Linked DNA regions of Homo sapiens: all the other regions are linked to region 4. Evidence: chromatin loops called from intact Hi-C (ENCODE). Cell type or tissue: PC-9. All regions are shown on one strand. Each heading gives the region's core, and the rest is flanking DNA. Links, peaks and the distances in the headings are about the cores only. Region 1 holds the start of LOC105375171 (a long non-coding RNA gene). Region 2 overlaps LOC101927609 (a long non-coding RNA gene). Region 3 has its middle 120 kb from the start of LINC02889. Region 4 has its middle 100 kb from the start of AGR3. Region 5 overlaps LINC02889 (long intergenic non-protein coding RNA 2889). Region 6 overlaps AGR2 (anterior gradient 2, protein disulphide isomerase family member). Region 7 has its middle 9.3 kb from the start of AGR3.

Region 1 (4,547 bases), core at 310-4,309, 390 kb after region 4:
CACTGTGAATACATTTCCTGGTATGGTGAGGAGTTCCCATCAAAGAATTCTTTTGCTATGCCTAAGAATAGCAAAAGAATAGAATTTCATGCAAGTGCTTTCTTCAGAAATAAAGTAAAACTGAGAAGATGGATCATTTAAATGTTTTGTATTTCTGTAAATGCACAAATCATATTTCTAAGTGTCCTTGGCAGAGGAACCTTATCATAGTTAAGAAAGTTTACATCTGCATCTCCCACTCAGTCTGAGCATGCTTTACTTCCTCTTAAGTAATAATCGACATTGCGAAATTGCAGCTAGGCAACTAGCAAAATGTTCACAGGGAACACAACTGCTAGCTTTCGCTCATAACAAGCTCCCTTCCCTAACCCATGTCATTCCCTACATGAGCTTATTCGTGGGTTTCGCAGCCTTGGCACTACTGATGTTTGGGGTCATTGTTGCAGGGGCTGTCCTGTGCACAGAAGGTTGTTTAGCAGCATCTCTGGACTCACCGCACTAGATGCTGGTAGCACTCCACCCCCAGTTGTGACAAACATAAATGTCTCCAAACATTGTCAAATGTCCCCTAGGAGACAAAATTTCCCTTGGTTGAGAATCACTCCTCTACAAAAATAATTTATACTATGTTGGAAAGGACAACTAGCTTAAAACATTGATTTATATAGTTTCAGATTGGAAAGAGAGCTTTACTGCATTTGGGGGTCACACACTGAGACAGAGTCTCACAGTCACCCAGGCAGTGGCACGATCATGGCTCACTGCAGCCTCGACCTTGTTTCTACAAAAAATAAACAGTTAGCTGGATGTGGTGGGGTACTCCTGTAGTCCCAGTTACTCAGGAGGCTGAGGTGGAAAGATCCCTTGGGCCCAGGAGGTCAAGGCTGCAGTGGAGTTGTGATCGTGCCACTGCACTCCTCCAGCCTGGGTGACAGAGGGATACCTAGTCTCAAAAAAAAAAAAAAAAAAAAAGTGTTTCCTATTCTTTACTCATGGCTTCTCAGCCATGTAGCTAAATTCTGGAACAGCTCATGTGTACAGTCAATGACAGTAAGTCCGCTTACAATACACTCCACATCACTTTGAGAGAGAATGTTTTACTAACATTTAACTGACAAAAAGAAGAGAGAAAGAGCAATTAATCAATCAGGTATTTGCCTAAATGCTGAACAAAAGTGATCTACTAAAATAACCACTTGTTCTTAGATCTGTTGTCTTGCTGTTAAGGGAACTCTGAAGTAAAACACATATTAAGTACTTCAAAATTCACTTCTTGTTCACAGATTCTCTAACATTGTTAAGATGTGACAGCCTGAAAACATGTCATGCAGACACTAGTTATTTACTGTACTAATATTAATAACTGGAGGCCCTGGCACAGGGCCAGAGTGAAGGGACCTTTTCTATCCTCTTTTTTACTGAAAGGGAGGAAAAGGCATTCTCTCAGTTCTAAGCTGGAGGTGGCATCCATCACCTGCCAATGAACAAGATCTGCTGCTACGCAGCTGCCAACACCCCTTCCATTCACACTCAGCTGATATTTATTGTACACCTACCATGTGCCAGATACTAATCTAGGCACCGCCACATAATTTATCTATTTTATTTTTACAATAACTCGGTACATTTGGGCACAAATGGAGAATCTAAGGAAAAGGGTTTGGCTAATAATGCCAAGCCTATTTTACAGCCCTTTGCGCTTAAAAAAATTTTTTAAGAGAATTTGAATGGATTTTAAGTATTCATTATGTTCATTACATTCATTACTTACTTCCTTGCTTGATTTCTTTATGCAATAGATGTCCTTGAAGAGTTTGGAAGCAAATTGCAGTTTTGTAAGTTGACTCACTTTTGAAATGTTTTAGTGTGGCTCCATGATATTTATGACTCATGCAGCAAATTTGCCTAAACAAAACAACCTTTAGTAAGATGACTAGCCACTCTATCTGATTTTTAATTCTGAATTTTAACTTAGTGGTTTCCTTATAGATGAACATATATAACATTTTCTCAAGTCATCAATAAAATCTAAGCCAACAGTAGTTTGCATTTTGACAGCAATGAAGTAAACTTAGATACTTGGTGTAGGAATAAATATTAACCCCAATAGTTCAACCAATCAAATGAAATGTACAGCTGTATGTCTTGAATGACGTCAATGTTTGTATTAGTTTCCTATGGCTACTGTGACAAATTACCATAAACTGAATGGTTTAAAACAATGAGAATTTTTTCTCTTATAGTTCTGGAAGTCAGAAATCCAAAATCAGTCTCCCTGGGCTACTGTCAAGGTGCTGGCAGGGCTGGTTCCTTCTGGGACGTGGGAAGAATCTCTTTTCTTGCCTCCATCAGCTTCTCAGGCCATCTGCATTCTGTGGCTCTTGACCTCATTCTCATGTCATCCCAACCTCTTGCCTCTATCTGCTGTGAGTCACTCTGATCTCCTGCCTCCCTCCTATAAAGACTCTTGTGATTACATTGGCCCAACCCAACAACCCAGGATAATCTCTCACCTCAAGATCTGTAACTTAATCACACGTGCAAAGTCTCTTTTACAAAGCAAGGTACCCATATTCACTGGTTCTGAGAATTAGGACTTGGCTGTCTTTAAGAGGCCATTATTCATCCTATGACAACACTGAAACAAAACTCAAACTAAACTTAGTAAAGGATTGGTACAGAGCCAACTAATTACCTAAATCAGTTTAAGTAATTAAGAAATAGACCTGGAAAAAATGCAGCGAGTGATGAATTTTAATCCAATCTGCCAATACAAATCTGGGACTTTCCATTTTTATAAGAAACGCAGCAGTGAGATGAAAATAATCCTTAAAACATCACTGAAAGGCCCTGTAATTATAACCTGCTCCCTGGAAATTAAAGGAAAACTAAAAGAAGTATCCAGAAAACCCCAAACTTGGCTGTACTTATCACAGACATTGGTAAGTAATAATACTATACAACATTCACTTTGGATTATTATCTAGAAAAATTGATTAGCTTGACTGAGGCCATTATTTTTTCCCAGACCCCATTTATAAGCAATGCTATCTATTGATGAAAAGCTGTTTGAAAGCAGAGTGTGGCGTGGATCTCTTCTCCATAAGCAACCTGCTCTGACCACCCTGAATGAGCCTGATTAGATGCATTCTTTGCTAAGCAAAGGGCACTTTGTTTATTTTTTATTTATTTATTTATTTATTTATTTATTTTATTATGTTTTAGCACAACTTGCACAGTAATATTCAAGGAAAAATGTTTGAAACCAAGTGTCTCTGTCTCACTATGGAATGAAGTTAAACAGACATAGTTATGCATCTATACTGCTTTAAGCAGGGGTAACAATAAAATACTTCAGTTAGATTGTAACAGTACATGCACTGCAAAATGCACTACTTATTTATTTATTTATTTGACAGGGTCTCACTCTGTCACCCAGGCTGGAGTGCAGTGGCACCATCTCGGCTCACTGCAACCTCCACCTCCCGGGTTCAAGCGATTCTGATGCCTCAGTCTCCCAGGTAGCGAGGATTACGGGTGCGTGGCAACACGCCTGGCTCATTTTTGTATTTTCAGTAGAGACGGGGTTTTGCCATGTTCCCAGGCTGGTCTTGAACTCCTGGTCTCATGGGATCCGCCCGCCTTGGCCTCCCAAAGTGCTGGGATTACAGGTGTGAGCCGCCGCGCCCAACCGCAAAGTGCACTTTAAATACAGTTGTATTTATCTTCCAACAGGTATAAAAACCATTATAAACTATATAATGAATTGGCTCTACCAGTTTATTCAATAAATATTTAAACAGTTATTAAGATGGTAATTATATACTTTGAAGGAAACGTAATAATGGATTTTATCCTTGAGGCTAAAAAGCACTTGTGGGGCTTTTGGTCTCCTCCTCTTGAGGAAATTTGTGACTGTTTTTAACCACTACAGTTCAGCAGAAATTATGCAAAATAATTGTCCAAAGTAGGGACAGAAAAAACCAAGAAGCTGAAAAGACCATGGATGTCAGGTGGAATAAACATTCACTCCCAGAGCCCCAAGCTGCCAGGTGAAAAGCCTAACTATCCTGAGGCTCAGAAGGTATGAGGAAGAGGCCATGCCGTGTGGAGAGCCCAGGTGTAAGGTGTTAAAGTTGACAGTCTCAGCTGCAGCCAGCCTTCAAGTCATTCCAGCCCAGGCAAGATCTATAAATGAAGAAGCCTCCAGATAATTCCTGCCCAGTACAATCAAGTCAGCTGGAGCTGCTACACTGTGGAGCACAGATAAACCACACCTGCCTTGCGATGTCCAAGTTTCTGACCCATAGAATCTGTGAGCATGATGAAATGGTGGTGTTACCTGCCGCTAGGTTTTGAGATGATTTGTTACATAGCAAAAATAATCAGAAGAGTCTTTCAAGGCTGACCACAAATTAATGTAATGTAATGTCAACGAAACTTTTTGTGTTAACACGGAATTGTGACTGAAGCCACAAAGCTGACAAAGTGAGGTGTTATAAGTGTATCAACTCTCATTAGAGCTGCCCAAAATAGGGCCAGCCAAG
Region 2 (4,547 bases), core at 279-4,278, 250 kb after region 4:
CTAGTGATAGGGCTTCTCAAAGACTTGGGTCCATAGCTTTGCGAGTACCCTGACAAAGAAACAGTAGGTGGAATGAGCAATTTATCTCATACGTCTTGGTTGATAGGCCTGTTGCAGAACTTCAGTAGTGATTGGCTAAGAAGCAGGCTAATTTTTTTTAAAATTTCAATAGCTTCTGTGATACTAGCGGTTTTTGGTTACATGAATGAATTGTATAGTGGTGAAGTCTGGGCTTTTAGTCTACCCATCAACTTGAATAGTGTACATGGTGCCCAACAGGTAATTTTTAAGAAACAGACATTGCAGCAGATATTTGTTGGTTCCATTGAGAGGTATTGGGACAATGAGAGAAAAAAAAAACACATCTTAATCTTTTCACCAGCTAATCCTGACATCAGATTTTGGGAGACTTTGTTATTGCTGTTCTTTGTTGAACAAATAACTCTTTAATTTACGTGCATCAGACTTATGTCACGATGACCTTTTGCTTCTTTATCCAATAAGGAATTTTGAGCACACTCTTTTCTACATGGCATTATAAGGCACACATATGCAATGTTTATTTACTATGTTACATTTTCTAGTGATGCATTATTTTAGATTTTTATCTAACAATTATCATAAGGTGCAAAATGGAAGATCTTTAACAAAAAGTTATAAACAACTACCATATGCCAGGGACTGTGTAAAATGCTGGAAATACAATGATGTTTTTTTGGAAATATGAATCTGGATCCCAGGAATTATGCAGTATAAAAAAAGAAAAAATACAGGCACACAGGATGAAACAGACAAAATATAGCATTATAAAGGCAACATCATAAATATGAACAGGAGTAGAGGTCCTACATAAGAACTGCTTTTAAGTCAGTGAAGACTCAAGACAGCAGGCGATATCTGAATTTTGTGTTGAGGATAAATAGGAATCAATCACATAGGAAGAGAGGGAAGACATTTCAGGCTTATTAAAGCCTATGCACCAAGTCACAGAGGTGTGGAAAAATAATACGAATTCAAAGCTACAAGTAACTAACTCTATGATGCTCAAGTACAAAGAAGAACAATGAGATGAGGCCACCAAGTGCTTTGCATCCCATAAGAAGCTTGGATTTTAATGTTCTAAAAAATAGGAGACCTATAATAAATTTTAAGGTAGAAAGAGATGACAAGATCAGACTTGCATTTTAGAAAAATCAGTGTGTATTACACATAATACTTAATACTTTTTAATAGTAAATTTAAATTTATGATCTTATTCAACCATATTGCCTCTTCAAAGAGAAGAAGAGCTATAATGTTATATAAATCTAAGCATAAAAAATATCAGGCATCCCATACCTCTCAGACAAGGCTTTATGTAAGAACAGCTGAGAGCTTCCTTCTGCCCTCATGAAACCATAAAGAGAAAATGTGTTATCTTAACAGGGAAAACTTTCTTTTACATTTTCTAGGAAGACTCACAGCCAAATGAAAACAGTATATTCCTGGAATGCCTTTAACTGTCTTGTCGTACCAGGACTTCTTGCTGAGAGAGTTCCTGCCCCCTGTAAACACAGAACATGCTTGTCTGTGCTTTTAACTTATATCCTGTATATGTCTTCCTGACAACTATCCATACAAGCGGCTTTCATTCCCTGTTTCCAGATGAGAATTGAACTCAATGCACATATTGAAAGGAAAGAAACCTAGGTTTTATATATGGAAATATCCACTCATGATTGGTGCCTTCTTATGGATACTTAATAGTACTGATATTTTTATGTTGCTTGATAAAAGATGATTGTCAAAAGAGATCCACACAGACAGTGGCTATAAGAGTGAAGCTGCACAGGTCCCTTTGTAGCAGTCAGTCTCTCTCCTACTCCCTGTCTCATCTCCTTCCCCTGCCACAAGGACCCAGAGAAGCAGGCAGGCTGGCAGTGTGATGACGGTATCTTACCCTGGCTCTGAGGTTGACACAGATTTCACAGGTCACTTCTATCACTGCAAAAGCACATTGGTCTGGAGTTTATGAAGAACATACAATTTCTGTTGGCATGTTAGGTACATTATATAAAATGCCCCGCATAAAGAAAGCAGTGTAGTTAAAAGCAAATGAAAGATAAAAAGAGTAACAACGTGGTTTCTCAGTATTTCATGGTACCGGTAGATATGACCTTCACAGACAAACCTAAATCTTTCTTATGTAACTGACATTTAGTCCGTTAGCCATTTTTAATAAAAGAGTAGAGAAGTTACTCTACTGCGGCTTTTGCTGGTACTTTTTATAGCCGTCGTGTGGTAGGAAGTAGGCCCCAAGTTCCCTTGGCAACAAGTAGAGTAGAAGCGATACACAGAAAACTGAGTCATCGGTGAATCATCTGAGGATTTCTGTTTCCAATCCTTGGAAATAATTTACCGATTGTTTTTTATTTGTGCAGTGTTTGCTGACTCTGAGTGGACACCTCAGAAACTGTAACATCTTTGGTCAATTTGGTCAATCGTTTAAGAAACATTCTGGATGCTCCAAGTAGACCTTAAGATTGATATCCAAACAAAACAAACCTCTGCTTGCTTTAAGATGACACTCACTCCCCATCTGAGGAGGAACAGATAAGTGAGTCAAGGTATTGGCAATGGGGAAGTCCCCTTTCTACAAAGAAATCTGATGTCCCCAGAAAAATGTTTCATGACATTGTCACATTTAAAATGTTAGTCACAACAAATTTTCAGACACCTAAAAAGAGAACAAATATGGTCTCATACATTTTCTCTCTCTCACTCTGTCTGAGACTTATGTTCATCAGTTACTCAATTCCCCCATTTTTTTTTTTACAAATACATCTCTTATATAATCCCTTTATCTCCACAATTGTTGCTTCTACCTTATATCAAGGTTTACCATTTCATTTATCTAGGCTCAGATTGTCCTTTACTTCATTGCGTGTACAAGGAGAAAGAAAAAACCTCCCCTAAAAATGCTTTTTGGCCAGGTGCGGTAGCTCAAACATGTAATCCCAGCACTTTGGGAGGCTGAGGTGGGTGGATCACCTGAGGTCAGAAGCTTGAGACCAGCATGGCCAACACGGCGAAACCCCATCTGTACTAAAAATGCAAAAATTAGCTGGGTGTAGTGTTGCACTCCTGTAATCCCAGCTACTCAGGAGGCTGAGACAGGAGAATCGCTTGAACCAGGATGTGGAGGTTGCAGTGAGCAGAGATCATGCCACTGCACTCCAGCCAAGGCAACAGAGTAAGACTCAGTCTTCAAATAAATAATTAAATAAATAAATAAATAAATAAATAAATAAAATAATGCTTTTCATCTGCCACCAGGGACCTAATCAAAACTCTTTAATAGTTCAATGGCTTCTTGAGGACCATGACTTATTTATTATTGTATCTGCAGCACCCATCATGGTGCCTGACCTACAGAATATGTTCAATATGTGTTTATTGAATGAATTATAATAATTGTGGTATTTTTGCTTATATGCACCCCCCCACCACACACACACACACACACACACACACACACGTTAAATCTAAAGCTTCTTGTGAGCAGAAGGCTTATCTTGTAAATTGTTGTATCCCTAGCTCCTCGAAGGGTGTCTGGTATGATACAAACATTCAATCATCATTTACTGAAATGGTGAATGAAATTCAAATGCTGGGCTTATACAAGTATATGGTATCCTCCCATACCTAGGTGAACTCGTTTCTCACCACTGCCTTCCTTCCTGTGAGGTGAGCCTTTGTACCATTCGAACTCCATGCAACTATTCCTACCAATTGCCTCATATGAACTACCTCACACAAACCACTGCCTACTTAAATTCTATCCTCCTTTAAGGCCCAACTGAAGTCACATTCTGTTCACAAATGAGACTTCTTGACTCCTTCAGCCCTCACAGATCTTCATGTCATCCAGACTCAGAGTACCTATGGCCTTTACTCAGATTTGTCCCTACAGACTCATTCTTCCATTGTTTGCCTCCTTTTAAATTCCTGGGTGATGTTATCTATTTCCTTCACTTTGGCATCTCTCACATGTTAATGCCACCACACTCCTTCATCTCGGGCCCTGATCTCAGAGCATCAAAACTCATTGTTTCGCAAGTCCTCAGGCTCAAAAATGTTAAGTGAGTTCATGTTTTTCGATTCTGAAGGTATGTTCATTGTATTGTTTTTGTCATAATGAGTCTTTTTGCCTTTAGCGTATATATGAAAATACTTGTGGATGAAACGATATGCTATCTCAAATTTATTTCAAAATAACGTGGGAGGAGATAAAATAAAGTGGGTATATTATTCTATCTCTTATTATATGTGCTTGAACTTTTTCATAAGTTTTTAAAAACTTTTGTTTTCCTCAATCATCACCTTCCATCACTTTGAACCTGCTCTTCTTTTGCTTAAATGCATCACTGTCCCCTGCATCCCAACTTTCTGGGACACTCACCAGGGGAAAACAGAGATTGACATGTGAAGCTGAGTCAATTCAGTTGCTCATGACATAAGTGGTTGAGTAGAAGATACTGGTGCCAAGCCAAACATTTTTTTTTATT
Region 3 (4,547 bases), core at 170-4,169, 700 kb after region 4:
CAGTTTCTAGCCCATAGATTACTGTATTTTACAAATATATATATTTAGAAGCATATATATATGTAGAGAGAGAGAGAGAAGCAGCCTTACAAAATTAATTCTAATTATTTTCAAAATCAAAAGTCATTTCAGTTCTAGGTCAGAGCTCCCAGGATCGCCTATGAAAAGTTCTGAAGGAAAAACCTGGATAACATTTCTCTTTCCACAAGTCTCGCAAGGACATTCAGACCATCTGATTCATAACTCCCAGGAGATCAGGCTGATCCAGCACTTGTCCTTGTAAAAGCCGAAACCCTTTCCTTGGGATGCAGCAGCCTTATCACATGACCTCGGCTGGCCTAGCAGAGCAGGTGGGTGTGACATAATAAAATGCATTATGAAGGCCACCCTAGGAACTTTGGGAAGGGACTGGACTTGCCTCAAAAAGTATGCACATCCAGTTGGGGCGCAGGAGGGAGGAGGGGCCTGAGAGGGTAAATAAAGCCAGAGCTGCTAGGAGCTGAATTCCCTTTCCAGCAGCATCCTGAAGTCTTTGTTTCAGAATAAACTGGTGACAAGGAGAAAGGAGAGGAGGGGAGGGACAAGCTGGTGTCCTTTGGCCCATTACGTGCCTTTAGGTTTCCAGTGGTTCTCAGGCTTGCTACTCATTGGAATTACCTGGGGAGCTTTGAAAACCCTGGTATCCAGGGACAGGACCCAGACATTAGTATGTTTTTAAGCTTTCCAGGTGATCCCAATGTGCAACCAAATTTAGAACTTTAATACAACTGCCTAGCCTAGGATCACTCCTGGAATGTCCTGGGAGGGCATTCTCCAGACCCGGTTATCACGGACCCCTGGAGAGGGTCAATGGTCATCACAGAGTGCAGGGAAATTCCCTGACCTTGTCTCGTTAAGCAGTGCAAGCAGCAGCAGTTTCACAGGGCACATGACCCCCATGGCAGCCAAAAAGGGAATTAGCCACTTCAGCGGAGACGTTGCTTAAGGCAAAGGAATTTCCCCTTGTGCTCCTCATTTGCCCAAACAGAACACACGGTTTACTCATCCATTCTGAAGAAAGATTTTGAGTTCTCAAGGATGTAGTCATTGTTCTATAAAGCCTTACAATTTAAAGTGTGAGCCCAAAACAGGAGTTTTGTCATCTTTGGGAAGCTTGGTGTGAATTCAGAATCTCTGGTTCTACCCTAGACCTGCCCAAAACTGTGTAAATACTGCTGGACTGGATGGAACACAGGATGTATTAGAATATTTTTCCTGTATTTAAATGTACACAAGAAAGGAAGACATGCTCATGGATTGACACATCTTGAGAAAGACTTGGGAGAAAAAGACAAAACAAATGTGTCAAAAAGAGAGAATGTAATACACAACCTTGCTTCATTTGAAACTGATTTTTGTTGTTTGTTTTTGTTTCGTTTTGTTTTTTACTTACCACCAGGAAATAGCTAAATTGAGTAAGAACATCTTAAAACTTAAGGGAGAAAAACTGAGTGATCAACCAAAACCTCAAGAGGAAATAATTAAGAATTTCTGGGGGGAAAATAGTGATAGTCTGTGAATGAGGACCCTACCGTATTAGCGCAATAATTAATGAGCCTAAAAGACACTGGTTACCATATGACTTTCCCTAAGCCTCAATTTCTTTAGGTGTAAAACAATACATTTAAATGAATAATCATTGTGGTCTCTTCTTGCTCAAAATTTTACCATTTGAAGATCCTTGACATTGAATCAAATATCCAAACCCAAATGAAAATAATTGTGCACAGTTTTAAGGATTATTTTACCACTAGGTGGCAATGTTGATTAAAAAATGTGAGAAACCAATGTAAACATCATTTTATTGTATTTTGTGGCTGACCTAAATCTGTTTTCCAAGGTTCGGGACATCAAAAAATTGAAGAATTGCACTACTATGCACTCGAGACCAAGAACTGAAACGTAGATTTGGAAAATATTCAGTAAAGGGACAACTGGAAAGGAAAGAAAAGCAGCTGCCTGAGGTTGACAGAGACAGTGAAACGCAGCAGGCCAAGCATAGAAGCTCACGGGATGAATGACCAGGGAGGAAATTCAGTAAACCTGGGTAGCCAAAGGATTCCAGATGCTGGTAATGTCCCCAAGGAGATTGCTGGCCCTTCATCCATGCTTGGTACCTTGAGAGGGCCCTAGGCTAAACACATGCCATGAGCTCTGATTGCTGGCAAGCAAATCTCATCACAATTTTTCTAATTTGTTTTATATCTGATTCCTAGCTACTATCTTCAATGTCTGGCTATTCCTATGGATTTCTGATTTTGCTGTGCTCTAGGACATAGCACTTCGGCTGTCCCTAGGAATTCATGCTTCAACTGCACCGCCTTACCTTGCTTCTACCTCCTGGACCTCACACAAACGACCCTAACTCAGGCAATGTTTGCACACCCCCTCCAGATTCCATGTCTGCTAAAGCATCGCATCTTGAAACTCCACAGAACCACTTCAAGCAAAGAATTACCAATCGTTAGGGCTGGAAGAAATTTAGAGATGTCATCATACCATTCCCTTTTCATTTTCAAAATAAAGGGAAAGAAACAGATATAATAATTACTTAATATTTAATAAGTTCTTGGCTGAAGGAGATTTATTAACTCTTATAACAAAAGTTCCAATACAAGCAGCTCCAGTTAATTCAATGGTTCAGCAACCCTATCAGGGCCCAGGTTCCCTCCACTCTCTCAACTTTGCTGTCTGCAGTGGACTGCCTAAGATGCCTTTGCATGCCAAGAAAGCTGTCTCAGCTCCAAGCACCACATCCGGACACACCAAAGTCCAAAAGAATGGGTCATTTTCCCCTTGTGCATCTCTTATTTAAAAATGAGAAAAAGCTTTCACGGAAACATACCAACAGATGTGCCTTCACAATTTATTGACCAGAACTGGGTCACCTGCCCAATCCTCCACAAGTCACTGTTGAGAGAACGGAAGGATCATAATTGGCTTTGACAAATCAGATCTGACTCATGTGGAGAAGAGGTGGACATTGGCACAAAACGGGTACTGCCAGCATGCAAGAAAAGAAAAATAAATCTTGGGTAAGTGAACCAGCACTGATTGCTGTATTGGGGTAGTGTAACTAAACACTAGGACATCACTGTGTTCAAGAAATAGGAGAGATCAGAAAAGAAGGAATGGGCACTTGCCTGTACTACCACTTTGTTGGGAGGATGAGGCGGGAGGATCCTTTGAGCCCAGGGGTTCAAGGCTACAGTGAGCTATGATTACACCACTGCTTTCCAGCCTGGGCAACAGACTGAGGCCCCATCTCTTTAAAAGGTTAAAAAGAAAAAGCAAGAAAGAAAACAGGGGACATTCAGGCAACTCAGACTCAAAGAATATTCCTTTAGCATCGGATATTAGTCCCACTATGACCTTCACTAGTCAGCTGATAGGAAGCTGATAGCTGCTGCTACTTCTCACACATCAGCATACTTTGCTCAGATGTATGCATCATTGTTCACTTGTCAAGCTGTTATGAGCAGCAGTTTTTCACAATGAACCAAATGAGGATGGAAGTTCAAATTAGGCTCTTAATTTGTCATCCGTTGATTCATGCACTGAAATTGAGCAAGCATTATTGCATGCTGTGACCCCTCACTCTCACAGAATTTACACTCAATCATTCTGTAATTATAAAAGCCCTATTTGGTAGCTGAGCCGAGAGATATCAAGACTGAACAGAAGCTCTCCTGGAACTTTCTCTAAGCCGATGGTTCTCACAATTCAGGTGTGTATCAGAACCACCTGGAGGGCTGGTTAAAACACGGACTGCTGGGCTCCACCACCAGACTTGTGGATGCAGTAGGTATGGGATGGGGTCCAAGAATTTGCATTTCTAACTTCCAGGAGATGCTGATACAGCTACCCTGGGGACATCATTGAGGACTATGGCTCTAGGCGAGTCTGAAAGACTCCCAAACTGTTCAAAACTGCTACAGCCTTGGCTTTAACCATTTCTGTGACAGAAACTTTCTAAGTCCCAAAAGCTGCCATAAGACCTAGCTCTCTCACACAAAGTCAATTCCATTTCTATGGATCTTGAAGGTATTACATCTATATCTGGTGGATCCTAGACTACACATACTCTGCTAACATATGCACAGACACACACACAGCTGGCTTTGGATGCTCGGGTATTCACTTATTTACTTAAAAAAAATTACTGAATGCTGCTGTATGCCACACAATGAGCTAGGCTTTTCTAGAAGAAATTAAAATACATATAGGCCCTTCTTAATGGCCTTGTGTGACATCAGAGAAGACCAAAGCATGTACACACATGTAGTTATATGTGTACATGTGTAACTACAATGCAAGCTTGCAATACAAGCCATAAAGAATATATAAAGGGAGGTGGGATGTCAGGACATAAAACAGCGTTTTATGGAGATAAGAAGAGGTTCCAAGAAAAGATGTGATGGTTAAGCTGGACCTTTAAAGAATGGGCACCGGGGTGGAATTGGGACACAGGAGATAAATCACAGGCCACTTCAAAGTGTAAACAATAT
Region 4 (4,547 bases), core at 323-4,322:
GGGACAAACAAATGACTCAACCAACGTCTTTTACTGAAACCCCTGCAAGGGGGACTGTCTCTTTTTCTGAGATTGTTGAGGGGCCATCTCTAACTCCTCAAAGAGAAAGAAAAAGAGCTTATGTTAGAATGAGACCAACACAGAGGAAAAGAAAGCTGATAGATGGATTAAGCAACTTTTCTGGGGACATCTTTGTAGAACTTGAATCTAACCTGCCTAATGCTGTATCACTCCTTGATTTTTGTGTTACACATGCCGATAAAGATACCTTTCTCCCTTTAAGCCAGTTTCAGTAAATTTATGCAACTTGCACCTAAATGAGTCTCCATCAATTCAATTTGGTAACTTCTTCTGGGCTCCTATTCATTCTACTAGCTAACTCCTTTTTCTTATTGAAGTGTACCAGCTTTATGAGATACACATGACCCTACATGTGCTAGATAAATTACATAAAGTGGTATGAAATAATTCTATCCCAAAACCTGCTGATGTCTGTTTAATGGTGCTACTGAGAAATAATCAGGTTCTATATTGACATGAAATAAAGGAATTCAGTTCAACTTGAATGCAATTGCATCAGTTTGTCTGCTGTCACTCCTTAGCACACAAAGAATGCAGAGGCAACTGACCAGACACGTAACTGCGTACCAGAGAGAGGGAAAAGCAGAATGAGGCACAAACAAATGCATTTCAGAGAATGCAGGTATGTTCCCAGTTGTTCTTTGAACATTATTAATGCTATCAAAACACGTTTTCAAAATGTTTTGAAGAAAATTAAAATCTCTTCCGAAATCAGGGAATCATGTCTGTGTTCCATGAAACTTGACCTTTGAGCAATTATGGAAAACAACAAGGAGTTTGTCAATATTAATAAGGATCTTGATATAGTTAATCTACAGTTAATTATTCAATCTAAAATAACAACGAACATGGAGAAAGGGAAGCAAAACTAACATTTGTTGAGGTCAGTTATGTACTAGGTATGGTCTAGCTTTCTTTCATGCAGAATTTGATATTAAAGAAAGCAGAGGCATTTTCAAAGCCATAACTGTCTAAGGAACATGAATATGTAAGGAAAATGGTAATATAGTGCCTGATACATAGGAAATATTTGATAAATTATAGCAAATATGGTTATTGTTGATGATGATGATGACATGCAAATACCTGGATAAGATAAACCCTCCTGGAGCACTGAGGTTGGGGTTCTTAGTAACCTGAACAAAGAGGCCAGGTACACAGTGGCTCTTGTATTCTAATTGAGGGGAATAAAATATCTGCACCATTGTCTTCTAAAGGCAAATATTAAAATGAATATTCTGAAGTTTATAGTACAGTGAATCAGAATCCTTAACCATAGAGCAAAAGTCATTCGTATTTTTCACAAGCTCCCTAGGAGGTTCTTGATGTCCATTAAAATGTGAAAATCTTGGTCTGGGGGAAGGGGATTGACACGATGGGAAGGAGAGGATGTCACTGTATTTCATTGACAGTTAACTTCCCTCTTTTTTTTTTTTGAATATAATTTTTGTTTTTATTTCAGATTCAAGGGGGTACATGTGCAGGTTTTTACCTGGGTATATTGTGTGATGCTGAGGTTGGGGCTTCTAATAATCTCGTTGCCCAAGTAGTGAATATAGTACCCAATAGGTAGCTTTTCAACCCTTGTTCCTGTCACTACCTCCCCACTTTTAAAATCTCCATTGTCTGTAGTTCCCATCTTTGTGTCCGTGAGTACCCAATATTTAGCTCCTACTTATAAATGTGAATATGCAGTATTTGGTTTCTGTTTCTGCATTAGTTTACTTAGGATAATAGTCTCCAGCTACATCAATGTTGCTGTGAAGGACATGATTTCATTCCTTTTTATGGCTTTGTAGTATTCCATGGTATATATGCACCACATTTTCTTTATCCAAGTGACCACTGCTGAGCACCTGGGTTGATTCCATATCTTTGCTATTGTGATAATGCTGCAATAAACATATGAGTGTAGGTGTCTTTTTGGTAGAATGATTTATATTCCTTTGGGTATATACCCAGTGATGGGATTGCTGGGTTACATGGCAATTCTGTTTTTAGTTCGCTGAGAAATCTCCAAAATGCTTTCCACAGTTGCTGAGCTGATTTGCATTCTCAACAGTTGTGTTGTGTTTCCTTTTCTCCCCAACCTTGCCAATGTGTTATTTTCTGACTTTTTAATAATAGCCATTTGGACTGGTGTGAGATGGTAATCTCATTGTGGTTTTGATTTGCATCTTCTGATGATTGGTAATTTTTGAGCACCTTAACTTTGAAAATCTTCTAAATTAATTTGACATCACCAGAAAATAATTTCAGAACAGTTTCAATCCAATATTATTGTTTAATCTTTCAAGTCTGACAAACATTTCTTTCCAATGAAAGCACAATCTCAATTTACTAAGCAACCATAACTATGAGGCAAACACACTATATTTTTAATGTGCGCCGTATCCTGGGGGTTAAAGATTATATGTCTCAATTTAACATATTTATTTACTTTCTTTTCCTTTCCTTTTTTCTTCCCTTTCTGCCTCTCTCCTTTTTCCATTCCCTCGCAGTCACTCTTTTTTTTTTTTTTTTTTTTTTTTAACCTTCCTTTCTGTTTTCCTCATGGTGCAGTGTTTCAGTGTGACCAGCAGAGGACACTATGCTGCAGCAAGTCTGGGCATCAACTATCTAAAAGATAAATTGCTGATTGAATTCAAAGAAGATAGATTAAAACAAGCTTGTAAATGTTGTTAAATACATGAATGCCTACTGCATTTTAATTATGGTGATTTACATGGACCTACCATGATCACGTACTTCATAAAACAAACTTTGCCTTAATAGCTGCACTTAACGATGTACTCTTTCCTTTATGAGAATTTAATTCTCTGAATATGATATGTTTTTAAAATAAGACAAACTCAAACCAGTTGCCAATAGATCCTCAGCTCCTCCTGAGGTCCTTGTTTTATGGGTCTGTTCTACTGTGTAATTGTTTAGTTTAACTTGGTAAACATGTCAGTTTTCCCAGGATAATTAGGTGGATAAACAAAATGTTCAAAAAGAAATGGAGCCAATTAGACTTTTTATCAAAGACATACACACAAAAAAGGCTTTACAAATGAGTGGACTTTTCCTTAGAGGTTTGATCTTAAATTAGAGTTCCTGGAATTTACAAGGGACCAAGGAGGCAGTTTTCCTAAATATAACGAAATCTTAATTATCTGGGGAGGAGAGCAAATGAAAGACACAAACTCTCACATGCTTTGAAATCATACTTGGGTGGGAAATGCAGAGAGGCATGAGTTCAGTAAGAGCATAATTTTATCCCCACCTGCTCACAGCCACTTTTAAACAGGTTGGGCAACTGGAAGAGAATGCCCTGTGACTTTGGGTAATTTTCTTAGAGCTAGCTCAAAGTAGACAGGTACCCAACATATTTTTAATACTATTAAATAGGTGGCAGTACCTGTTGTGGACAGTTGTGTGTTGTATAGATGGAGACTTCAACAATTGTTTGTTCTAAAATCAACAGTCCATTAATATATTGGGTGCTCTTTCTGTAGAGCTTAACGGTGTTTTAAGAACCATATCACTTTATTCTATTTCTTATTTTTGGTCATTGAAAATAGACTCTTATTTGGAGTGTAACATATGATCTGACTTCTCTATCCAGATTTTGTCTCATGTTTTCTGCTACTTCTCTATAAAGATAGTTTGGTCCTCAGGTGTTGGTTTATGTTGCTGTGATTCAAGACTTGGTTCTATTAGTACAGAATCCAGACATACGTTTGTTTCTCTTTGAAAAATTTCATAATGTAACCCAGTGAATAAAATATTTACCAATATTTTTTCTTTATCACTTCTTACCACAATTTTTCCTAATTATTATTCTTTTTTAATTCTGGAAAGCCACTCAAATAAAATATCTTCAGAATTAACAAAATAAGTTTCTAAATTTAAGGATTCCCACAACTACCTCCTGATTATATAGTAATATTATATAGATACTGCCACTTCTTCACACTTTAAGCTTGTGTACATTCTCTAAATTTCTGTATTTTTATGAGCTTCATTTGGGGTGGTAATAAAATATGATCCAGAAAAAAAGCCCTTTTATTCTGTAATTATAGTCTCTGTTTTTCTACATAGTTCTCTCAGGATTTCTTCACCTTGCTTCCAGGCTTGTCTGAATTTCTAACTGCTTTTTCTATTGGTTGTCTCAAAGTCTCAGTATAGTACTAAAGTGCTTTCTATTTGTTGCTATATCCATTACCACTGACAACCTCAGAAATCTTTGTCTCTTGGGTGCCATAGCAATAGGCTTGACACAGCTACCCAGTGTCTTGTGAGATTAATTCATCATGCATTTAGGACAGTAAACTGTTGTTTGACATGTAGGAATTAATAAGTGGGTAGTGTACAAAGCCTTTTGTTTTTATTTGTGGAGGGGACTTTAAAAGGGAAAAGCTAGGATCATAGTCTAGGCCATGTATAGAAAAGATTGCTTGACAGTAGTTACGGGGTAATGCCTG
Region 5 (4,547 bases), core at 301-4,300, 550 kb after region 4:
CACTGAAGACTGTTCCCTTGCCAAGTATACTTTCATCGTCTTAGATAAATCGTAATTGCAAAATCGAAGGAGAATTTGCAGACTTTACTGTGAATGACCTTGTTGCTGCTATTCTGTGGTGTCAATGTAACAACATAGACAGACTTTACAAAATATCATTTTTTACTTTACTTTTTTACCCCTGTAGGCTTTACAAAATATCATTTTTTTACTCTACTTTTTTGCCCCCGTTATCAAACCAAGGGTAAAGGAGTCATTTACTTTGGTGACACCTACAGGCACATTCAGATAAAAACATTCTCAACCCTCCTTTGTAACCAAAACACTCTCATTGGTCCAGTCAGGAACCCCTGTGTGGATTCTGAATGGTAGTTAGTGGACATCATCTCAGATTCATTTGAGTCTTAAAATACATCAGTTTGTCTCCAAAAGTCATCTTCAAATGTTGAGAAATTTTCATTTGGCTATTTGGGTTTGATGCTGAACTACAACAATGTAAATGTCTTCAGCTGGCCTATGCCTCATTCCACCAGCATAAATGTTGCCTTTTACAGGCCATGACTGGATGAGCAGAAACTGCTGAAGTCTCTCTCACCAAAATCTCTCTCACACACGCCCCCCTGCTACCATCATACTTCCTGGGCTATAGAAGCTGAACCTGTTCCAAGATGTAACAATTAGATAAAATGATGAACTCCTCAAAAGTGGCCCGGATTCCCAGTGTTGGAAGACTATAGAAGACCACTGGGATTGAGTAACCTTGAAAGAAGTTCACTCAGACAAGCTGTTCGCACATCTGAGTGATCCCAGTGCAAGTCAAACTGTGGGGTGGCAGGTATAACAACAACAGGCAAAAAGAGCAGAAGGAAATGGGTTCACCAGAAAGTGCAACTCCTGCAGCAAGGAAATGACCAGGAAACCCACGATAGTGCCCTATTAAAGAAAGAGCCTGCCATGACAGAGAGCCCATGACAGCCAAGTAAGCTCTACAAACAGTACCAGCTAAGTACATGAGACTCTTTTTGCCTTCTAGGTCTTAATAGGTCTTAATCCTCTGTCCCATCTAGCCCTGGAAGATCCAGAGGCACATCACCACCATGACATCTTTCATGTCAGAAGGATATGGAACAAGAAAGAGAGGAGAGACTCACCACACCTCTTGCCCAACCTTCTAGGTCAGGCCCAAAAGAAAGGGAAAAGCTTTAAACTTGATATCACAAGTTTAGTTTAGACCAGACTGCGCTTTTAATACCTGAAAAAAATGAAACTGAAAGTGACCATAAAATATCATGAGGAAAAAGGAAGGAATATCTAACAGAGAGGTTTGCAAAAGTGGTAGGAGAAAAATGAAGCTATTTTCTAATTTTATACTGCGGAGTCTAGCCCATTAGGTTGTTGATCCAGTTGGGATTTTACTTTCTAATATCTTTTTAGTGAACAAAGCAGGTAATATTAGGCATTGCTCAAGTGAAAAATATATTGCGGGGGGGAGGATTTTTTTGTCCATGTTCAAAATTCAGGAAAATATCATAAAGGGTATATCTATATTAAAGTCTATTTACCTTGCTTATTTATAGTTGCAAATTTACATAAACCCCATTTAAAATTTTCTTCCACATCATGTAGAATTTTGCCTCTGTTCAATGAGGACGGCAAACTGCAGGGACGTCTTCTATGGACTCTTATTTTGCCCCCTTCAACCTGACTTTTGATCCTCCAACTTCTCCTTGCTCAGAAGCGAGGTTTTCAATGTTTGACCCAGTAAAATTTAGTATCAGTAGTCTGAAGCATCTGCTTCTGTGAAGGCTAATTTATCTTTGCTGAAGACCTCATGAGTTTCTTATCCCTGACCCTCATGAGGAAGTTCCCATGGTCAGAACGCACTACTGTGTCTCCAAATGGCTTTCCTAGGAGACTGTCTTGCTTGCTGATTTACACTGATCAGACATGAGGATTCTGAAACTTCACAAATATTTATCAAAAGGATTTACAGATGCTTAGTTTTTATAGCTGCTTGTTGATGCAACTGCCACATCAGCTGCCTAAAAAATAAAATGGGTTACTCATCAGACAGGGACATAAATGATGAAACACAAAAGGCCCACTAATAAATTATACAACCTCCTGTGGACCATGGCACAATGAAGGCAAGGATCCAAGAAAAGGTTTCTTGAATTGTTTTTTGTCCCTGGCAGGGTGAATTAGGTTGTTCAGGTAAGAGTCATGAATACAAGAATAGGGAGGGAGTGCTTTCAAGAACTGATTTATTGATAGGAAGGACCAGGAAGTGGTGATATTTGTTGCACAAATATCTCCTTCCTTGTTCTTTGCCATACACAAGGACTGACCACACTCCTGAGTCACCCAATAGCTACTGCTTTCTTGTTCGCCTGTCTCCCATCTTTCCAGCTTCTTCCACTATGACTCAGGCAACCCTCCAGATTCAAAGACACAGTGGATGGGGTAGAGCGATTTTTGTGTGTCCTTTTCTCTCTCCTGCATCCCTCTGAGCACATCATTGCCTTACATATCACCACCACAAGACAGGAAAGCCAGGGCCCATCCAGTGCCCACTGAAGGTGGCTGAATATACCTGGAGCACAATTCTGGCCTGGCTGGAAGGTGAAGAGTTAACAACAGGAATAAGCAAATCTGTCCATTCCTGAGCATGTCCTTCTCCCATCCTCCCACTCTGTCCTTTACTCCATCCCAACGGTCTTCTTAAAAGGCACCTCTAGGGAAAAATCACTACCAACATCTCTAAACCAACTAAACTCATCAAGAGGGTCATCCTCACACATATTACTGTCTAAGCAACTATCGTGCCTTGGGTAACATGAGCTTAAAGGGAGCTGCAATACAGCATCTTAGGGGTATAATCATTAAAAGAAAAAAATATGTTGTATTACTTCATTTTCTGTTGCTTAGCATATGAAAAACTGGGTAATTTATACAGAAAATGAATTTATTTCTTAGTTATTCCTTACCTGAAAAATCCAAGGTCAAGGGGCCATATCTGGTGAGAACCTTCTTGCTGGTGGGCATTTTCTGAGGAATCCCAAGGCCACACAGGGCATCGCATGGTGAGGGGGCCGAGTGTGCTATCTCAGGGCTCTTTTTCTCTTGTGAAGCCACCAGTTCCATTCCCATGATAACCCATTAAAACCCACTACCCATTAATCCACTAATCCATTCAGGAGGGCCAAGACCTCATGATCCAATTACCTCCCAAAGACCTCATCTCTCAGTTGGAGGTGAGGTAATCACCACTATATTGGAGATTAAATTTCAGCATGAGTTTTGGAAGGGAAACTATTCAAACCATAAAAGGTGTTTATTGGAAAAAGCAGAATTATTAAATCAAAAATAAAATTTGAGAGTAAGCATATAAAATGTTCTCATACAGCAGATACTAGAAACAAAAACAAGAGGAAAATCATTAAGAAAAACAGGTGACGATGTTATTATGAAAAACCAAAGATTGAACAAAATAATAGATTGCCTATCATGTTACATACAGCTGAAGAACTGGAAGATTAAGTAGAAGAAGCTCGCCTTGTCAAAGGTGGCTACAGTGTATTCCCCAAAGTATTGCTTAATCCATCTGAAATAATTTTCTTTTCATTGCAATCCAATGCAATCTCTTCTTTCCAGGAAATCACTTATTTATTCTTGTTATTCAAATCACAGTCAAACTACCTTCACCTCCAATTCACATTATTGAACTGGAAATATAATATACCAGGACCTAGCATCCGCATTCAGACAGAATATTACCTCACAGATTTTAGATTTTGGGTAGGTTGATGGTGGGTGCCTGACTACATTTGTGTAAATAGTGTCAATCCTGGTGATTGTCTCTAATCCAAGATGGTTTTGTCTCCAAAGCTAGCAACATTTTCATTTCTAGGAATTGAAATCACCACTGGTCAACACTCTATCTTTCCCACAAGCCACCCCCCGCCCACACACCTCAGAAAATGGCAGACACATTGCTAAATGAATAAAATATAAGTCCCTTTTCATCTGATACTGTTATATAGAATGAGATTTGACATGTTTAAGGAAACATCTTTGCTAGTGTTAAAGGCTCATTCCTCAAAAATGAAACACAATGGACAGTTTTAAGAGTTTGAAATATTCATTTTTTAAAATATCAGGCACATAAATCAATTTGAACATGTTTGAATTTATATACTCTTTTGGTTTGGAGGGAAATAATTTGTACCAGGACTATGTCCAAGTCCTACATATAGCCTCAATACTGGTTTGAAATGCCTTAACAGGCAGGGTCTCACAACCTCAGCCCCACCACCCAGGTACTGCAGGTGTTGTCACGAGTAGCTGTTGGAATTACAAAAATATTTTTCCGGAAACTACAGAATGTCAAGTTATGCCTTTGAAATTGTGGCATCAGATACAATACATAGCAGGAATTCTCAAATAAAAAATGTCGTATTCATTTCATTCACAGAAGTTTATTAAACACTTCCATGGGCCAGGCACATTTTATATAGGAAACATGCCCATAGTCATTAAAATAATTT
Region 6 (4,519 bases), core at 520-4,519, 180 kb before region 4:
GGAAGAGGAAGAGGAAGAGCCCATGGAAGAGAGGCAAGGAAGAACTACTGGTGCGAAGTGGTCTTTAAGGAAGCCAACCTGTGAAGAGGAAGGGCCGGAGGGCTCAAAAGGACATATGATTAGGTAGAGTCATTTTTTTGTTGGCTTGCTTTTAGAAGGAAAATGAAACATTTGTATACAGTAAAAAGAACTTGCCGAGACAGAAAGCTTGAGCACCGTGAGGGGTGGTAGTGGTGAAGTAAGGTGGGAATGCATGAAGCTAAAGCACAAGAGGCATGATTAGAGTTGGAAAGCCAGAGAGCTGTCTCTTCCCAAGAGATGACCAGGATTAAGAATGGGTGTAGAGAAGCCAGGACTATAGAGGGACAGGCACAGCAAGTAACAAAAACCTTCCAGCAACAGAAAAAATTCTGACTACGGGAGATAATTTTTCAGACAAACTAAGATGATTAATTACTAAATAAAAACAGACACACCAAATGGATTATTAATACAACGAAATATCTTTTTTCTCTCTAATTTATGAGATGGGATATTTGGAAGCAATCCCAGTTAATGCAGTATAACTAAGATGTATAGGAAAAATGAATCATCCATTTCAAGTAATGAGCCATAGAGAAATGTTAGTAATGATGAAAAGGAAACTTACAACCAGATTGAGGAGGACAAACTGCTCTGCCAATTTCTGGATTTCTTTATTTTCAGCAAACACTTTCTTTAAAGCTATAATATAAAGAAAAATCATTAAGCATCCATCTTAGCATTGGTTAAAAGCTTTGTTCAATTTTCAGTTAAATTGCATTTTATTTACTTATTGAATTGCATTTTAAATACAGTATTCTACTTTGGCCTTTTAGCAAATGATTAGTGAAGTAATATCTATGGCATTGACTACCTCTGCTTTCTATTCACTCATTCATCCATTCATTCATCAATTCATTTTTTTCTCCAGCTCATATTTATTGAATGGCTGCCATGTGTTACGCACTGTGTTCTGTACTAGGGATGGTGCAGTGAACAAAAAAAAGCATGTGTTTTTTCACAGAGCTCACATACTTGTGTGGGAGACAAACCATAAACAAAGAAATAAGTAGATGATACTTTCAGGTAGAGATATGTACTTTGAAGAAAAATAAAGCAAAGCAAAGGGTTTAAAAACTGTGAGTGGTCAGGGCAGATCTTCCTGAGGAGCTAACGTTGAAGTGAGGGAGTGGTCCATTTTGGGGTAGGCCACTGTGGGCAGGGGGAACTGCAAAAGCACTAGCTGTGAGGTGGGAATGAGCTCACCTGTGGGAGGAACAGCACGAAGGCCAGGCTGGAGAGAGTGAAGAAAGCAAGAGGAGAGTGGTAGGAAGGGAGAGATAGCCATTGGCCTGATCATGTCAGCCTCATAGGTTGTGATCAGAAATTTGGATTTAGTTCTGTGATAAGAAGCCACTTGAGCACGTGAGTGATGGAATCTGATTTATGTCTACCAGCCTCACTCTGGCTTCTGTGTGGACTGGCTGTAGGGTGGCCAGTTAGGTGACTGTTATGGTAGTCTAGACAAGATCTGATCTGGGCTTGGACCAGGGCAGTAGCATGGAGGCAATAGGAAGTGGTTGGATTTGGGCCCAGTGCAAAATGAAAGGGTAGAGCCCCTTGTTGAAGAATTACTAAGACTTTTAAGACAATGATAGCCAAGTTTAAACCAAGTTTGGGAACCTTCTAAGCTTGGGGCCCTGTGAGATGGCACAGGCTTCATGCCTGTGAAGCTGGTGCTGGTTTAAGGATATATTTTGAAGATAAAGCCAGTATTTGCTGGTGTATTGAATGTGGACTGTAAGAGAAATCAAGAAGTTGAAGATGAATCCTAAAACTAGTTTTTCAAAATATGTACCAATGGTTATCACAAAATGTGGAGATATTTGAAGTCACTTTTAAATATGTTTTTACTATATAAAATATTCTTTCTTTAATGCAACTGTGGTTCTAAAGATACAAACATGAGTGATCTGAACCCTGGCCCTAAGGCTAAAAGCCTATAAAGGAAATCATACTTAGAAGAATAAATTACCTTGACTGTGTGGGCACTCATCCAAGTGATGAATAATCATCAAGGGTTTGTTGCTTTAAAAGACAGAGATTAGACAAATTTTAATGAGTAAGATTTCACATATATCTAGATGTCACTAGGTGGTGCTCTTGAGAGCTTTGAGGGAGCTCTGAGTAATCCTGATCTTTACCTTGTCTTGGATTTATATAGAGCTTCTTCATATGTCTGAGTCCAGATGAGTTGGTCACCCCAACCTAGAATGAAATGAATCAGTATATTTGAAGCTTGTATAAATTCAGACCCAAAGCTGTTGAAAAGCAATGGTAAAGACTGGGATAATAGACCCTATACTAAAGAAGAAGAAAAACCCCTGGAGAAAGTAGAAATAATTATAAACAGTGATAAGTCTAGAAGGAACACAACCAAAAATAACCTGGCACCAGGTTAGAACCAGGTTTAAGCACCAAGAGAGAGGAAATCTTTTCCAATTAAGTAGCAGTTGGAAGCCAACAAGAAGCTGACTCCTACCTCTGGAGAGGGTCTGGGGCAGTTTGGGTCGAGAGTCCTTTGTGTCCTTTTTGGCTCCAGGTTTGACTGTGGTATCTCTGGCCAGAGTGTAGGAGAGGGCCACAAGGAGCAAGAATGCTGACACTGGAATTTTCTCCATGGCAACTCTAGTATGGAAAACCAACCAAAATCAGTAAACAAAATTGAACTAGCAGTCTTCAGGGTCTGCAGGTTGCCCCACAACGGTGGAATATACCAGAAACTGAGGCTCTGCTGAGACTGGACATACGAGATTGGCGTAAATAGCTCTGTTCCATGGGATTTTCCTAAGAATACAGGTGGTCTTTGACTTACAATTGAGTAATGTTCCAATAAACCCATTGTAAACTGAAAATATTGCAAGTCAAAATGCATCCAGAGTAGTCTCTCCTTTCCCAGGGTTTTACTTTCTGCGGTTTCAGCTAACCACGGTCAACCGCGTCCAAAATAAGTGAGCACAGTGCAATAAGATATTTTGAGAGAGAGACCAAATTCACCTAACTTTTATTATAAGATACTGTTGTAATTGTTCTGTTTTATTATTAGCTCTTATTAATCTCTTATTGTGCTTAATTTATAATTTCAACTTTATCATAGATATGTATGCATAGGAAAAAACATAGCATATGTAGTGTTTGGTACTAATGTGCGGTTTCAGGCATCCACTGAGGGTCATGGACCATAACCCCCACAGATAATGGGGGAACTACCGTAATACACCTAACCCACTGAACACCACAGCTGAACCTACCGTAAATGTGCTCAGAACACTCACATTAGCCTAAAGTTGGGAAAAGCCATCCAACACAAAGCCCATTTTATAGTAAAGTGTTAAATATCTCAAGTAATTTTTATGAATACTCTATTGGAAGTAAAAACCAGAATGGTTATATGGATACTTGAAATACAGTTTCTACTGAATGTGTATTGCTTTTGCACCATCATAAAGTCAAAAAATTAAGTCAAACTTCTGTAAGTTGGGACTGTTTGTATATAGTATGGATAGCTGTCTATTGATCCACATAGATAAAGACAAAAAGATATAGATCTCTATAGATATAGAGTTATCTATATAGATATATATATCTATATAGAAATAGATAAATAGAGATATATTTTGAGAAAATAGATATACATACTCTAGTAGCTAAGAAAATTTACATTTACTTTTTTTGGAGACAAGGGCTCACTGTGTTGCCCAGGCTGGAGTACAGTGGCACAATCGTGGCTCACTGCAACCTCCACCTCCTGGGTTCAAGTGATCCTCCCTCCTCAGCCTCCCAAGGAGCTGGGGCTACAGGCACGTGCCAGCATACTTGGCTATGCTTTTGTATTTTTTAGTAGAGATGGAGTTTTGTCATGCTGCCCAGGCTGGTCTCAAACTCCTGACCTCAAGTGATCCTCCTGCCTTGGCCTCCGAAAGTGCTGGGATTACAGGAGTGAGCCACCACGCCTAGCTGATATCTTAGTTAAATTACTTTTTCTTTCTGGTATGCCACAGTTGATTCCCAGGAAAAACTAAAGCCTATGAAAAGGAAAGTACATGGCAAGATAAGTTTTGTGAGTGAGGAGGGAGGGAGGGAGCAAAGTGAGTTGCTCTAGCAAGTCACTAAGGTTGTCCACGGGGCCGTAACATGGAAGGCTGGAGATTTGGGATTCTGATAAAACCAAACACTAAAAGTGCTAAAAAGGAAATATGAAACCCCGGCACCTAACTCTAGTATTGGTGAATGGTTTTGAATGAAGTCAAATAAACTCTGCAAGGAATTACTATTGTTAAGCAGGAAGTTTTTCATAATCTAATATCTTGAGTGGAAACCTTTGCTAAGCATTAGCTGATTTTTTTTTAAGTGTTGCTAAGCTACCAGATCGAAATGATGTTTTGTATTTAACTGACCAATGATTAACTAATCCATAGTATGTAAGCACAAAATGTCT
Region 7 (4,547 bases), core at 282-4,281, 91 kb before region 4:
AAGTTAATCATGATTATCTTGGAAAAGAAGAAAAGAGTTTCTTCGAAGACTAAAATAGAAGTGTTTTGGTTAAAAAATTCATCAAGGTATTATAAAATATAAATTGCTACTTCTTAATTTTGCCTAAGACTCAATAAATGTGTCTAATTATAAACACCCAAGGCTGTGTTCAGTTTCTAGAAGTGTTTCTTCTTATCATCTAGCTGGTTATTGATTTTCATTATGATCAACTCTTTATTTCTGTAAAACTTGTTTTCCAGATTTGAGATGTTCCTTGACTTACGGTGGAGTTACATCTTGATAAACACATTATAAGTTGAAGATATTGCAAGTTGAAAATGCATTTGATATACCTAAACTACTGAACATTGTAGCTTAGCCTAGCCTACCTTAAATGTGTTCAGAACGCTTACATTAGCCTTCAACTGGGTAAAATCGTTTGGCAACACACTGCACTGTAGAGTATTGATTTACCCTCCAGATCTCATGGCTGACTGGGAGCTGGGGCTCGCTGCCTCTGCCCAGCACAAGAGAGTCTGCTACTACATATTACTAGCCTGGAAAAAGATCAAAATTCAAAATTTAAAGTATGATTTCCACTAAATGCATATGGCTTTTGCACCATTATAAAGTTAAAATTATAAGTCAAACCGTAGTAAGACCATCTGTATTGGAAATCTGACATTATTATCTATGTGTCCTTTATAATTTGCATCTCTTTAGTCTGCCTCCACAGAGGCCTGAATTTCTCTTTTTTTTTTTTAACCGATTTGATCCTTGTAGTAGTCAGTTTATTCTTTATTGTTCCCATTACAGTAAAAAAGTTAGCAATCACACTTTTCAGTTTGAAACCTCTTTTCTAGCTTCAAATTGTTTTGTTTATGACTACAGATCTTGTTTTTATATCTGTATGATAAGATGCTTCTGTAAGGGGTTTAGCCAGCTATTAAACCTCCAGAGTGACCTCATTTCCTAAGCCAGCACCTTTGTCAGGTTTACACTGTGGTTGCCTTTGTAGCTCCCCACTGCATGAAGACTCCAGGTTTTATTGTACTTCCTGGAAATGCCAGCAGAATGAACAATTTCTCCCACAAATCATTGCATGACTTAGCTTTATTTTCAGGCCCCACTGCAAACCTTTTGGAGGCAGGTGCTGTCCCTTCCCTTAAGCCCTGCAGGCTGTCTTTTATACGTATTAGATTATGGGCATGTCAGTCCTCACATCTGTCTGTGCTGTCTTAGAGAGATTTCTTGAATTTTCAGTTTGACTAAGTACATCTATCTGTCATTTCCAAGTGGGTATAATTGTCTCCTTACTATATTCAAAATAGAAGAATGTGGGCTGAGTTTGGCATCTTGTATAGAATGCTACCATTTACTCCACTTTAAATTGAACCTAACATAGGTTGAGTGAGTTGTCCAAACTCACAGTAAGTAGCAGAGCCTGGTCTTAAACTTAGATCATTTGAACCCAAATTTTGTGTTCTTTCCACTATGGAAGTCAGTATGCATAGTAGTTAAGAGTGGGAGTCCTAGAGAAGGAGAGTAGACAGGTTCTGGCATCTGGAGGAGTGGGCCCATAGGGGATCATGACAAGGAATTGATTCTCTAGTCAAGCATGAACACGAAAAGAGAATTTTCTTTTCACACCTTACTTCACAGTGTGACCACTGATTTCAATCCCACCTTTTGTGATACTTCCTCTAACATTGTTGTCATTGCCTTAACAATTGTCATGACTTGTTAGTTATGCGAGGAGAAGTGATCATGGGGCCATTTGCCCTGAGCATCCAGCCTCCAGTGGTCCTTCTATTCTGGGGCTAGGATGTCTGGGTTCCAATCCTGCTCAGTAGCCACCATGACCACAGAGAAATTACTAATGCAAATAGAAATGTTGATAATATTTATCGCACAGAAGTGTTGTAATGATGAAATGTGAGAGAACATGAAAAGTGACAGAAAGCAGGCAGTACCTTCCCAAACATGTGGGCCTACCCTAGAGCAGGCTCTTTGGTAGTTAATGAAGATAAGACAGCAAATACAAAGGTCAAGTTGCTCCCTTTTTTGGAAGAGAAAATAAATGAGTATTTAAAAAATGATAGTTGATGAGTTCCCAATAAATATTAGCTTCTCTTATTTATTATATAACTATTATTCAAGTGAGCCCACTAAGCCCAGGAACTAGTGAGAAAACTCTCTTAGCAATAAGATGGACTGATGTATTAGGTATTTTCCCAAAACATGATTTTTTAGAGGGTAGACTTCTCTCAAGAGGAGAAGGAGCCAGTTTTGAAAATTCATGATTCAAGTACTAATTGCATTTCAATTTAAACAAGTTTAATTCAGTTTTGTTCATGTTTTACTTGGCCCAACAAATTATCCTAGTGAGCTGTCTGTCTGCCGAGGAGGTGGGTTTACAACCTGAAGAGTCAATTTGGAAACTGAACAGGAGCTGAGCTGAGCTACTCTCTGACTCTGACATTAGATGTCACTACAATCAAAGGAAAGCAGAGCGGGCAACCTAGCAGTGAAGTGAAACTTGAACATGGTAGAGGAAAGAGACATGTTTAGATTGTGGTGCAAAGTTCCTGGATAAGAACTTGTGATATGATTTGCCTATCCACCTTGCCATGGGGAAAAAGGAGAATTTTAATATATGTATGACAGCTGCATTCATTTTCCTAAGACATTGACTAGGAACAACTCCTAACCACTTTGCACATCTTGGTATTTCTTCCCCTAATAGATAATAGAACTGATAGAGGCCCCCAAGGATTTTCAGTGCAGAATATTCCTAATAGGTTCTAAACGAGAATTTTACTGGACCAGATCACTAAGTCTAGTTCTTCTAATGAGCTTAATGCTTAAAGCTTAAGTTGTCTTTCAAATATTCTTCAATTATAAACTTTATCAGGTGTTTCCAAAGTTTCTTTGCTTAAAGATGTGAAGAACCCCAGGTTACTGGTATTTGTGTGTTAAGAGTAGAATTACCAGGTACAGTCACATTTGTTTACTTAAGCAAAATATCTACAAACAGCTGGAGGGCAGGGGACCCAACTAATGTTTCCATTTATTGCTAGGCAACTGGGTGAACTGAAAAGTCCATCCTCCCAAGGGATATTATATTAAATATATCTTTTTATGTGTGTGAACTGGCACACACTATTGGAATAGATTCAGAATATCTAACAATTGATGCAGCATAGGTACCAATGAATTAAATCTAGCGATGGCTAGGGCTTCCAGGGGAAAATAAGGGTGCTCCATATGGGTGTAGGGAGGACCTGATGGGGAACAACTGCTGCAGTACCTATTTATCAACTCCTGAGGGAAGTACTTTGACATATTAATAACTGGGATGACTGTACCAGTATCTATTGGTTGAATATCAGCCTGTGTATATATAACTTGGCTTATCAAGAGCCCACAAGATCTCTGGTTTAGGTTCCAAGTACAAGTATCAAAGTTCATTCTCATTACCCTCTTGATAATGGTCTGGGCTGCTAATTTTTACATTGCTTTAGTGATGGGAAGGTCCCACATGGAGGGAAATTTTATGAAATATGCAGAGAGAAGCTTGGTCTTTACATGTCTACATCTTCTTTTTTCAAGCTGTGATGAAGGCCTTGATTCTGATGGGCATCAAGAGGCAGATACAGCTCAGAAGATTCAGAAAGGCAGACTCGTGTCTAACATAACTACATTACCTTGGTGATCCCAGGAATTAGTAGACTGATACTGGGGATAGGAGTGGGGTTCTCAGTATTGGTGACAAAGTTTGTTTTAAAGTGTCCTGATTTTTTTCCTTTGCTCTACATGAGAATTAATGCACCAGTTTGCAATATATGTAAACTGTTTCATGTAGATTTGTTGAAGAAGAAAGACTGGATTTCAAGGGCCTAAGAGCAGGCAGTTTTCATGTTCAAGGTGTTTTCACATCGTATGCAGTGCTTAGATTACTGAGCCCATAGTAGTTACCTAATTCTTATTTGATACTTGATTGATATTTTTGTTTTCTGTAGATTATTCTCATTGAGAAGAAACGGACCTATGACTGATTTCAGACCAGTGATTTTGGTAATGTTTTGAATTTACTGTAATTATTTAAGCTGTTCTTCTGAATACTTGTACCATTTTCTTGGTGATTCAGAACGAAACTTACAGCTAAATTATCTGGGTTATATTAATCTTTGCATGCATTAAAACTGCTGTTTTTATAATGGAAAGAAAGAGGACTACTACCTATGTATATCTCAATGTGTCTGTGCCACGCTGTTTTAATTATGCCAAGTGTTCACTGACAAAAGTGTGAATGGAGCATACAATTTAAAAATATGAACATGTTATTAATATTTGGCACTATAACTGTAACAATCACTGATTATCATCATGATTGGGGACCTTGTCTCACCAATACCAGAGACATATTGATGTCACGATGAACTGTATTTTTCTACTATTATGTGAAATTACTTTCTTTTAATTCCACTATTTCTCATTGTTTGGCCACTTTTACTTAGGGGTTTTCTCTCTATTTCATTGTTACA

Evidence for each region. Peaks named below come from ENCODE experiments on the same cell type or tissue, not always from the same donor. Only the 100,000 strongest peaks of a DNase experiment are listed, where the experiment ranks them.
Region 1: it touches region 4 in a loop (8-fold over the local background); 5 of 110 quality-filtered maps call a loop at or near these places.
Region 2: it touches region 4 in a loop (8-fold over the local background); 11 of 110 quality-filtered maps call a loop at or near these places.
Region 3: a loop joins it to region 4, with 2.7 times the contacts of the local background. A loop is called at or near these places in 6 of 110 quality-filtered maps.
Region 5: it touches region 4 in a loop (3-fold over the local background); 56 of 110 quality-filtered maps call a loop at or near these places.
Region 6: a loop joins it to region 4, with 10 times the contacts of the local background. A loop is called at or near these places in 3 of 110 quality-filtered maps.
Region 7: it touches region 4 in a loop (8-fold over the local background); 5 of 110 quality-filtered maps call a loop at or near these places.

What each region holds. Positions count from the first base shown.
Region 1 is chr7:17,369,946-17,374,492 of GRCh38, forward strand. It overlaps LOC105375171 (a long non-coding RNA gene), which reads right to left and starts at 1,901. Exons shown (of 4, transcript XR_927074.3): 1 at 1,772-1,901. RefSeq lists an enhancer at 1,515-2,714. In PC-9, for the core only: no CTCF peak of the experiment used is centred there; DNase peaks (open chromatin) are centred at 1,856 and 2,436; H3K4me3 peaks cover 418 bases; H3K27ac peaks cover 2,800 bases.
Region 2 is chr7:17,232,315-17,236,861 of GRCh38, forward strand. All of the region lies in intron 6 of LOC101927609 (a long non-coding RNA gene), which reads right to left. Among named protein-coding and RNA genes, the nearest start is that of AHR, 64 kb to the right of the region's middle. RefSeq lists enhancers at 1,793-2,992, 2,098-2,147, 2,298-2,557. In PC-9, for the core only: no CTCF peak of the experiment used is centred there; a DNase peak (open chromatin) is centred at 2,357; H3K4me3 peaks cover 505 bases; H3K27ac peaks cover 1,531 bases.
Region 3 is chr7:17,679,273-17,683,819 of GRCh38, forward strand. No RefSeq gene overlaps it. Among named protein-coding and RNA genes, the nearest start is that of LINC02889, 120 kb to the left of the region's middle. In PC-9, for the core only: CTCF peaks have their summits at 1,798 (motif pointing right) and 2,000; DNase peaks (open chromatin) are centred at 989 and 1,799.
Region 4 is chr7:16,980,148-16,984,694 of GRCh38, forward strand. No RefSeq gene overlaps it. Among named protein-coding and RNA genes, the nearest start is that of AGR3, 100 kb to the left of the region's middle. In PC-9, for the core only: CTCF peaks have their summits at 2,652 (motif pointing right) and 2,856; a DNase peak (open chromatin) is centred at 2,674; H3K27ac peaks cover 872 bases.
Region 5 is chr7:17,530,934-17,535,480 of GRCh38, forward strand. The region is part of intron 1 of LINC02889 (long intergenic non-protein coding RNA 2889); the gene reads right to left. Among named protein-coding and RNA genes, the nearest start is that of LINC02889, 26 kb to the right of the region's middle. In PC-9, for the core only: no CTCF peak of the experiment used is centred there; a DNase peak (open chromatin) is centred at 2,278; H3K27ac peaks cover 1,458 bases.
Region 6 is chr7:16,799,095-16,803,613 of GRCh38, forward strand. It overlaps AGR2 (anterior gradient 2, protein disulphide isomerase family member), which reads right to left. Exons shown (of 8, transcript NM_006408.4): 2 at 2,564-2,709; 3 at 2,226-2,289; 4 at 2,057-2,109; 5 at 650-723. The coding sequence starts at 2,702. Among named protein-coding and RNA genes, the nearest start is that of AGR2, 3.6 kb to the right of the region's middle. In PC-9, for the core only: CTCF peaks have their summits at 2,146 (motif pointing right) and 2,349; a DNase peak (open chromatin) is centred at 2,157; H3K4me3 peaks cover 675 bases; H3K27ac peaks cover 207 bases.
Region 7 is chr7:16,889,041-16,893,587 of GRCh38, forward strand. No RefSeq gene overlaps it. Among named protein-coding and RNA genes, the nearest start is that of AGR3, 9.3 kb to the left of the region's middle. RefSeq lists a silencer at 2,325-2,619. In PC-9, for the core only: a CTCF peak has its summit at 2,482; DNase peaks (open chromatin) are centred at 2,501 and 3,031.